Linked DNA regions of Homo sapiens: region 1 is linked to region 2. The links are chromatin contacts, found by Hi-C or POLR2A ChIA-PET in ENCODE. All regions are on one chromosome and are shown on one strand. The core of a region is the stretch at or near the end of the contact, and the rest is flanking DNA. Distances in the headings are between cores, read along the strand shown.

The links. A loop is a pair of places that touch in the nucleus more often than their neighbours do. ChIA-PET counts read pairs that join two places held with the same protein, here RNA polymerase II (POLR2A). Pooled maps may share reads with other maps.
Region 1: a pooled map shows a loop between it and region 2 (3-fold over the local background). The contact joins the promoter of LINC01277 here to the enhancer-like site in region 2. A Hi-C loop is called at or near these places in 1 of 168 maps with a recorded cell type or tissue (dorsolateral prefrontal cortex) and 3 of 50 pooled maps. POLR2A ChIA-PET finds 5 or more read pairs at or near these places in 1 of 52 experiments (OCI-LY7).

Annotation. Positions count from the first base shown.
Region 1 is chr6:143,035,468-143,040,354 of GRCh38, reverse strand. It overlaps LINC01277 (long intergenic non-protein coding RNA 1277), which reads left to right and starts at 2,773. Exons shown (of 3, transcript NR_038987.1): 1 at 2,773-3,366. RefSeq lists an enhancer at 446-515.
Region 2 is chr6:143,096,481-143,101,732 of GRCh38, reverse strand. The region is part of intron 1 of AIG1 (androgen induced 1); the gene reads right to left. Among named protein-coding and RNA genes, the nearest start is that of AIG1, 38 kb to the right of the region's middle. Within about 2 kb of position 3,537, at least 4 of the 41 ENCODE cell types and tissues checked have a DNase peak (open chromatin) inside an H3K27ac peak, as active enhancers do.

The sequences.
Region 1 (4,887 bases), core at 1,524-4,023, 61 kb after region 2:
TGAGTCCAGGCAGAAAGATGCAGCTGCGGAAAAAAGTTAAACTAACAAAACTTTTAGCAGTTATATGGGGCTTTGGTGACTCACTGAAGGTGTGAGAAACCCTAAATACATGATTAAGACATTAACTGAATTCTGAGACTGTATGGAGGCTAAAACAGTAGTCCCCAAACTTCTGAAATGCAAAGTGAAGTCCCCCACAGTGTCATGGTGCTAGAGAATCAACGAACTGCTATGGAAAAGAGGAGCCCCAAAACAAAAGAAGTAAAATATAAAAACATAAGAGGGAGTAGGGAATTGACATTGGTAATTTACAGGTGGTTTTTTGATGGGAATATTTACAGATTCTGAGCAAAGCTACAGGCTGTCCCTCAAAGAAAACAACAAAAGAGATCTCTATTCTTCACAGAAGACTATAGAGTGTCCCAAACACATTGCCAGTCTTCCTTTCAAGCGAGTTGCTGAATTTTGAAGCTTTATGGAGCAGGAGGTTAAAGAGCTAAACTGAAAACTTGCTGTTATCTTTTAGGGCTGGAAGACAGAGATCCACCAGGCTCTCAATTGAAAGCCCTGGAGGGCTACACCCTAAGAACAGAAGTGAATCGGAGGTACACTTAGCAAAACTGAAACCAGCTTCTGATTCAGAATAATCTCTGACTCGATTGAGGTGATCAAAGGCTATTCTACCTGCCCAACAGAAGAAAAAGGGAACACTTTCGGTGGAAGGCAATATCATCTGGACCCTTTATGGTTTTATTATACATAATGTCTAACATTTTTTAAATTACTAGATGTGGAAGATCAAGTTCATTTGCCCAATAATCAAGAGAAAAAAACACACACAATAGAAACACAATTATAGATGATCAAGATATTGTAATCAGCAAATGAGAATTTACAAATAATTTTTATGAATATGTTTAAGAAAATAAAGTGCAAAATTGATGAGGAAATGGACAATTTTCAGTAAAACTAACCTATAAAAAAGATTTCTTTAGGCATTCTAAATTTGAAAAAATATACTATCGTCAGTTAAGAAATCAATATATGGAGAAAACTGCAGTGGAAAGGATCAGTAGAGATAGCAGTGTGTCCAACAGCCAAGAAAGTAGGGTGGCGGGCATACAGATAGTGATGTGCATAGGGGCAAAAGAAGTCATAATGGGAAAGCCATGTGGAGGCAGCAGAGTGCCTGGTGTCCAAGGAAGCATGTATAGGGGGTACATATGGTGGCAGTTGTATGCTCAGCAGAAGAAGCACCAGGGAGGTGAAGGTAAGAGTAAGTTGGGGTGCACAGTTAACAATGTGTCTAACAGCCAGAAGGTGGAGACAGGGGCATGGAGGCAGTGGCATATCAAACAGACCAGGGTTTGGTGGGGAGAAGAGTTCAAAAGTGACAACTTGCCTGGAGATGAAATCAGGAGTGATGAGTTGGCCATGGCAGTACCTAGCATTTTTAGGAAATTAATTATGTAAAGGAGGATTGATCAAGAAAGTATCTATATTGAAGCTAATGGAAGCTGGATTTCTCTCTGTGGGAAAACAAATTTACAAATATGAAAAGGGGAAGCGAAAAAAATAACTCATTGCTATTGTTATGGTAAGAAGGAAGAAGGAAGGAAGGAAAGAGCAAAAGGAAGGAAAGAAGGAAAGAGTGAAAGGGAAGGGAGGAAAGAAACAAAAAAAATTATCAATGCAAGTGAATATGTCTGTGTACATATCCATGAATACATACATATATTTCAAAATTCTGACCATGGAGAGGACCTAGGTGCAATGACACCCCAGTAGCAATTAATAACAAGTATGTAGGTTCCAATTTCCATAACAAACAACAAGGACTCCTTGTAAAAGTGGATGATTCAAGGATGGAGGTAGAGAAATTTCAAGATAAGCCTGGAACGTTGGATAATAATGAACTGTGGTTTGAATGCTGGTATTTATCGCTGTCCATTTTCTGATTTGAAAGGCTTGGCAATTACTCTGTAGGAGAGTGTCTTTGGGAGAAGTAGTAATAGGAATATTTACAGATGATAGGACATAAAGGTTTCAACTTGCTTAACTTGCTCTCAAAATATTCAAAAAAGGTATCATATCCTTGAAAATACACATCTATCTATCTATCTATCTATCTATCTATCTATCTATCTATCTATCATCTTTACAAAAAGAGATGGAGAAAATATGAAACTATTAACTGAGGAATCTGGATGAAGAGAATGTGGGAGTTCATTCTACTGTTCTTGCAACTTTTCTGATAAAAATATTTCAAAGTAAATTATTTCAAAATTAAATTTAAAAACTCAATATATGAGTTTAACAATAGGTTGGACACTATTGAATACAAGACTTGTGAACTGGAAACATATCAATGAAAAATATACAAAGTGAAGCATGGAAGAAAAAAAGAAAGAGAAAAAATAAGAAACAAATGTAAGAGACATACAGGACAAGTATGAAAGGTCTACCATGTAAAACTGAAGTTTCAGAGGGCAAGGAGAAAGAAATAGAGCAGAAGCAATATTCAAAGGGATAATGGTTGGGAATTTTCTAAAGCAGATAAAATACATTTAACCCACTGGTTAAGAAGCTCAGCAAACCCTCAAGCAGGATAAGTATAGAGAAAACCACAATTATGCAACTCACAATAAAACTGCTGAACCAAAGACAGAGAAGATGGAAAAACCAGCCAGAAGAAAAAAGACACATTATCTACAAAAGAGCAACAATGAGACTGGCAGCTGTCTCTAATAGCAACAATAGAAGCCAGAAGATAATGGAATGCTATCTCTAGAGTACTGAAAGAAACTAAAGGCCAACGTGTGAAAAACAATCTTCAGAAATGAACGTTAAATGATGACATTTTCAAACAAACAAGCAACAAAAAGAAGCAAAAAGTAAACAAAAAACAAAAATTCACATAATTTATTGCTAGGAGTTTTACACTGAAATGCTGAAGGGATTTCTACTAGCAAAAGTAAAAATGATCTCATTTGAAAAGATGGAAATTCAAGGAGGGAATGAAGAATACTGGATGGGTAAATGTGTTGGTAACTGTAAATGAATACTGACTACACAAAATTATGTTGAATAACTGAAAGATGAAAACACAATCACTTGAAGGAGAAATGTATGGTCAAACTGCATGCAGGAAAAACTTCTATAAAAGAGTTACTTCATGCTCTGGGTTGGCAGATACAATGAGCAGGAGTGCATCAGAAGTAATCAAGAAGGTGATTAGTTGGTGTACTTCAGCAGGAGCAACCAGATGAATTGGCTTCTCTATATCCCCGTATTAGCCACAAGCTAGGCAGCAGCCTGCAGGTGGGAGCAATGCCTATGCATGTATGGATCAGTGTGCTACATACAGTAAGTACAGGATGGTACCAGTTCCTGGTGAGAGGACACAGATGAATAGAAAAGAGACTGAAATGATATACAATAAGCCAGTAACTAATGTTGCCACTAGAGATGGGGTTAGAGGAAATAGTTTTGTCTACATTATATAAATCTTTCACAATAAAAATGTATTCATGTGCTACTTGTATAATTAGAAATATATTTGAAAATGAATAATTTTGTATAGGAAATATATGTTTGACTCCATGCAATAAATACTGACATCAGCATCAAAATAAAGCATTTCTAAAAATCACCTGGAAATAAAAATAGTCTTCTAGATAACTCTTGTATCAAAGAGGAAAAAAGAATCCTGATAACATAATATAATCTTGTGAATTGTAACCAAATCTTACCTTATGAAAAATTTTGTTTAAAATAACATAAATGTATAACTCAGGAAATTAAAAAGAAGAAAATAAATCAAAAGAAAGTAAAAGAATGTAAAAGCAATGACTTAAACATGAGAAAGCCAAACATTACAATTTATTGATAAAAACAGTGATCTTGTATTTGAAAAGTTATAAAAACAAAACAAACCAATCAATCCCTAGCAAGTCTAGCCAAAGGAAACCTAAGAGAACACAAATACAATATTAGAAAACAGAAAAGGTATAACCAAAGGAAATTATAATTTTTAAATAAAATTTTTGTACTTTTCTGAGTATAAAATTTTAAAATAGATATTTTTAAGGAAACTACAAACAACCAATTTGCCTGAATAAAATATAGGAAGCCAAAATAGATCAATATCCATAGAAAAGTTGAAACTTTTGTAAAAAAAATACTGTAAAATGGCTCTGGGCCATGTTCATTTTCTCAGAAATTTTTACCAAATACTGACGAATAGTTAAGTTCTGTAGTACTTAATTGTTACAAAGCTATAGAAATCATAACTTTGATACAATAAACCTGATAAATATGTCACAAAACCATGGGCCAATCTATCTAATAAGCACAAATAAAAAGTCTGTTATGAAATATCAAATCCAACAGTATACTAAAAGAGCAATACACTTTACCTGATCAAATTTATTCAAGAGTACAAAAATTGTTCAAATTTAGGAAATATGCTAATGTAATCTTGGTAGATGCTAAAGGACATTTTATAAATGTTAACGTTACTTTTGATTAAAATTCCTGGTGTGCCAAGGGAAAAGCAGACTTTCTTAACTTGGTAACAAGTATTTTTTAGAAATCCAAAGCCAATATAATACTTAATAATGAAATACCAAAAATAATCACATTAAAGTGATAAATAAGAGGACATGGGAGCACAAGAAGAAAAACCAGGGACTCTTCCAAGATGGCCTAGTAGGAACTCCGGTCTGCAGCTCCCAGTGAGATCGATGCAGAAGATGGGTGATTTCTTCATTTCCAACTGAGGTATCTGGTTCATCTCATTGAGACTGGTTGGACAGTGGGTGCATCCCACAGAGGGCTAGCCGAAGGAGGGTGGGGCGTCGCCTCACCTGGGAAGCACAAGGTGTC
Region 2 (5,252 bases), core at 2,288-4,787:
GGTGCACCCATAACCTGAGCAGTATATACTGAACCCAATTTCTAGTCTTTTATCCCTCACCCACTTCCTACCCTTTCCCCCTAAGTCTCCAAAGTCCAACACAATAGGCAGTTTCTACGGTGTCACACCTGACAAACCACTCTGGATTCCGTCTTCCCAGTTTTCAGAGCTCTATCCCTCATACAGTCCTCTAAGAGTCTCCAGTCTCCTCCCCTTCATCTCTACCTGCTCAGAGCCACCATTCACTGAAGGAATCTAGACCCTTAATCCTATCTTCCTCTCCTTGTCTATTCCAACTTATCCCTCTTTCCCCCAACCAATAATTCCTTGGAAATTCTTCTAAAATGGTGGAAGAAAAACAAAGTGATTACTTAATTAGTGTAATTTACACAATGTTGTGAATGTTGATGTGGATCATCCTTGCAGGCTACTCATACTGGAATTGATGGACTGTGCACTCCAGGATATTTTCCTGCATTGGTCTCAGTGGTCTCCGAGATGCTACTATATGCGCCACCTCATTACCTCATTTTCTCTCCTTATTCACCTAAAACAGACTCTTCAACAATGAAAGCCAGCAACCTGACATCTCACTTTAATAAACATTACCTACACTGGTTATTTAAAGCATCAGTAAGCAAAAAAAATTATATGAAAAATAACCTCTCAGGCATGCATAAAAAGATGACATGAAATAAAACTTGAAAATTTTATAAGAGTGAGCTTAAATTAATTATATAAGAGAATAGGCTGGGCACGGTGGCTCAGGCCTGTAATCCCAGCACTTTGGGAGGCCGAGGCGGGTGGATCACTTGAGGTCAGGAGTTTGAGACCAGCCTGGCCAACATGGTGAAACCCCATCTCTCCTAAAAATACAAAAATTAGCCGGGTGTAGTGGTGAGTGGCTGTAATCCCAGCTCCTCAGGAGGCTGAGGCAGGAGAATCGCTTGAACCTGGAGGCATAGGTTGCAGTGAGTGGAGATAGCACCACTGCACTCTAGCCTGGGCAACAGAGCAAGACTTCATCTCAAAAAAAAAAAAAGAGAATAAACTTTAAGTATGACTATATTACTATCTTCTCTCCATTAGCATCTTACGCAATCTTTACAGAGGCTTGCAATGTATATATTGCTTGCTTTTTAAAATAAAGAGAATAAGGACATCAGAAGATTAAACTTAGTAAGCTCTAACTAACACATTTTCATAAAAATGACTCCTATTATTTCTTAAAATAAGTGAATGCTTTTTAATTTTGTGGATTAAAGCTATGGACAAATATCAGTTCCTTCTTTTTTTCTGCTTTCTTTGTAAGAGTATTATTTTTAGCATTTTTCTATCCAAAACACATTAAGACAAAATCGTGAAATCAAAAGAATATTTTTAATGAGAACAAAACCTCTCCCATCTCTGAAATCAAAGGAAACAACCTAGGTCAATGAGCCACACAGTTTTCCAAGAGCAAAGGGAAGCCCTCTTCATGTAAATCTTACGGTTCAGAGGATCCATTTGGCAGTAAGAATAGAGTAGAAACACTGACATTGGAAGAATAGAAAGTACCAGCACAAGCAGGGCCAAAAACCAAGCCAGTGCTGTCAGTGGGTGGCATCAGGACCCACGGGTTATATCCATACATGCTGAAATCAACAATGCTGATGGAAACTATAGAAAAGGTAAATATATTCTAAAGTCAGCATGGCACCACTGGCAAGCAAACAAAACCGTACTTGAATGAAATTCAACTGTGGCTGAATTTTCTTATAAACCGCTGGCCACAGGTCTGCCATTGACCCTTGTGTTTAGGTTTGGCACTGAGCCTCCCAAACAACAAAGCAGGTGAAATTCTACAAATACACACTTCTAATAAATCATTCTGTCAGTTAGACAGTAACATTTACATATCATCCTTCCAATTCCTAATTGGCTAATCAGTGACAAGACCAAATTACATAGTACTGAAGGCAATAAAAAACATAAGCATGTAAATGATATCACAATGGTCCATTGTTCTGCCAAGCTTACCCCACTTAAACACACTATTTCTATTTGGATAAAGAAAGCTTTCATAATGAAACCACTTTTATGAAGCCCCTAATCAAGCAAAACTAACCAACACAATATTTTGTTTAGGAGTATATACTACTAAAAAAGGAGGAGGATATAAACACAAAATTCAGGATGGCAGCTACTTCAGGGCAGGAGGCAAAATTACAGTCTGGGAAAATAACATGATATGGAAAACAGCAGTAGAGGTAAAATTATCTTTATAATTAGCTTTAAAAACTTATGCACATATCATGCATACTATTTTATGTTGATTATTTATTCCACGGTTAACTTTTTAATAATCCCTGTCTTGCTTAGAATATGGTGTGCTCTAGGGAACAGAGCATAGCAAGTTTGGCTAATGCAGACAGAGTATCTACATTGTTAGTTAGAAACTCATTTGAAAGCTCTTTGATCTTTACAATATTTCTGGCTGAAAAGTTTATGAAGCTTTCTGCAGTAGTAGCAGCAAATAAAAAGAGCTGCTGATATTTACTACTTTTTAGTCAAAGAGAAATGTGGCCATTTTTGGTGGAATCGAAAAATATTATATGGTTATTATCCTAAATGGTAAGTGAAAACTGATGGTCTTTTTAAATCAAAAACTCTTCACTGAAATGTTTCCAAGATCTGAAGTTAAAGTTAAAATTATTATTTTTTGAGTTATGCACTTTAGTCAATATGAAGATGGTTCTCTGATCTTTGGCAATTTCTCAAACAAAAGAATATTAGCTGTTCATTTTCATCATGTAATTAGTATAGCAGCTACCCAGATAGACTGAAACTTTCAAGAGCTAAATACAGCTACCAAACGGTTTACATTTTTTAGTCCAATTCAAATAAATGAGATACCCATGGGAAAAAAATGCACAGAAGATGCTAACAAAGGTCCAATTAATCCATAAGAACAACATACCCCGGAGTTGTACAACACAAAAGTCTTGGATGATGGGGTGCCATTTATTTAGATAGAGAATAAGGGAGTAGAAGCAGGTTTGGGAGGTAAAATCAAGAAAAGTTTTTTAACATAAGTTTGAAAAGCAGGTGGTTAGATACAAGAATATAGAGCTCAAGAGAGACTGGGGCTCAAAATATAAATTTGGGGGACCAACATCAGATAGAATGTATTTAAAGCCACCATAATGCTAGTTGAGTTCCCCAAGGTAGTGAATGTAGACTATAAGGGGAAGATGGTCTAGAACTGATTTCTCAGGAATTCAACATTGAGAGGTTAAGAAGAGGAAGAGGAACCAGTAAGGGAGGCTAAGAAGAAACAGAAAATAGCCAGAATGGTCAGAAGAAAGGTAAGAGTGTCACTTCCCAGAATCCAAGTTTTAAGAAAATCCTTCAAGAAAAAGAAGGTTATTTACTAGGCTAGTCATTCCTGTGAGTTATGTAAGTAAAAAATCAGAATTAGCCACTGTATGTGTTGACGCAGTGGTTACTGATGACCTTGATTAGACTTCCTTCACTGGGGCAGAGTGTGTTTCAGAGAGAATGGAGGAAGAGGAAGTGAAAACCAGAAGTGTAGACTTCTTCCAAGGAGTTTTGCTGAAAATAGAACCAGAAAAATAGAGTGACACTAGGAGATTTAAGACAAAGACAAATTTTATTTTGTCTTGTTTCGTGTAAGATGAGAGATGATAGCACACTATGTTTGTGGACTGATGGAAATGAAGCAATTGAAATGGAAAACTGTAACACAGGAGGGAGGAGAGATACTCTGAGTAATAAAATGCTCGAGTAGGTATGAGGTTATAGATTCCAAGGTATACATGGAAGAGTTGTCCTTAGAAGCACAGACACTTCTTCTACTGCAATAGGAGAGAAAGTATAGTAGAGTTTCAAGTGGAGGTGGTTTGAGAAATTTGATGATGGGAGAATGTAGAAGCTTCTTCCGATTGCTTTTGTTGTCTTATACTGAAACAAGCAGCAAGGTCACCATGCCCTTTGGCTAATATGAAGATTGCTCTCTGAGTGAAAGAGACAGCTGAGTGAGAGGATTAGAGAGGGATGCCCAAGATTTGAGGATAGAGGAAAACAGGTGAAAGAGGCACTGTGAGAATCGAAGATGAAACTGCCTAGGTAAGTGTAGTAGCTGGTTGGTCAGCACAGTACGGAGCGCTCATTGGATATTTGTGGTTATAAACATCAAGCAAGATCACACGGGAGGCTTCTGTGATTTTCTTCAATCATTCTTAGCTGCTAGTGTACAGGCATGAGTAGACAAGTAGTTGAGTTTAATCCGGATTATAGATTTTTCAAATGAGTAAGATTGAAGGTAAACAGGATATGATGAGGGTATGCTGGGGGTGTGCTTATAAGGTTGGGCCATGCACTCTAAGCCACTAAGAAAAATAATGAGGAAATGAGGGGGTATAGGATTGGGAAAGGTGATAAGGTCTAAATTTTTTGCTACAGCAGAATGTCTGAGAAATTCTCCCACTACAAAGTAACAGAGCAAGCCCCACTTCATCAAAAAGCAAGGGAGATTCTATCTGATAGGCATTCTCTTAGGAAAAAAAAAAACAAAAAACTTCACTTTTCCTTTACAATTTAAGTCTGCTGTTACAGGGCTATTCCCTTTCTATTTGTGCCTAAGGTCACTAATGGCAATTTTTTAAATATCAAATTAGGTCATATAATAATGGTTTTCTGTGGTAACCAGATATTGGTTCACATATGTTGATTACAGTCAAGCTATGAGTTTAATTTGTGCTAATATATAGAAAAATTAAATGTATAAGATGGAAAAAATCATTTTAAAATTATATGCTAGGTTGACTTTCAATAAAAATGTAAAGTAGGAATAAGGCAATTGCAATTGTATTACAGTATCAATGACACAGTCCTATTAACCTCTGACTTATATTTGATAGAGATCCATAACTGGATTGAAAGATATTCCTTCTTTTAAAATCATTTTTTCAAAGACAGAAGCGTCATTAAGAAACTATCAATTATTAATATATACTTATCTATTGGCCATCCATATCAGCATGACATTCTGATACTGTACCCATAAATGAAATCTCAGGGGAATTCCCACAGTGAGCTATTAAGCATAAGTCTATTTACAGTGACAATAATACAACACTCTTCATCTTCTCTTTTTGATTCTGCTATTTAAAACCGCAATTTAAGAGCAAGAAGAGAAGCCATCTGACTGGGTGAGGTCTTTAAAATAACTTAGTCACTCTCATGCTAGA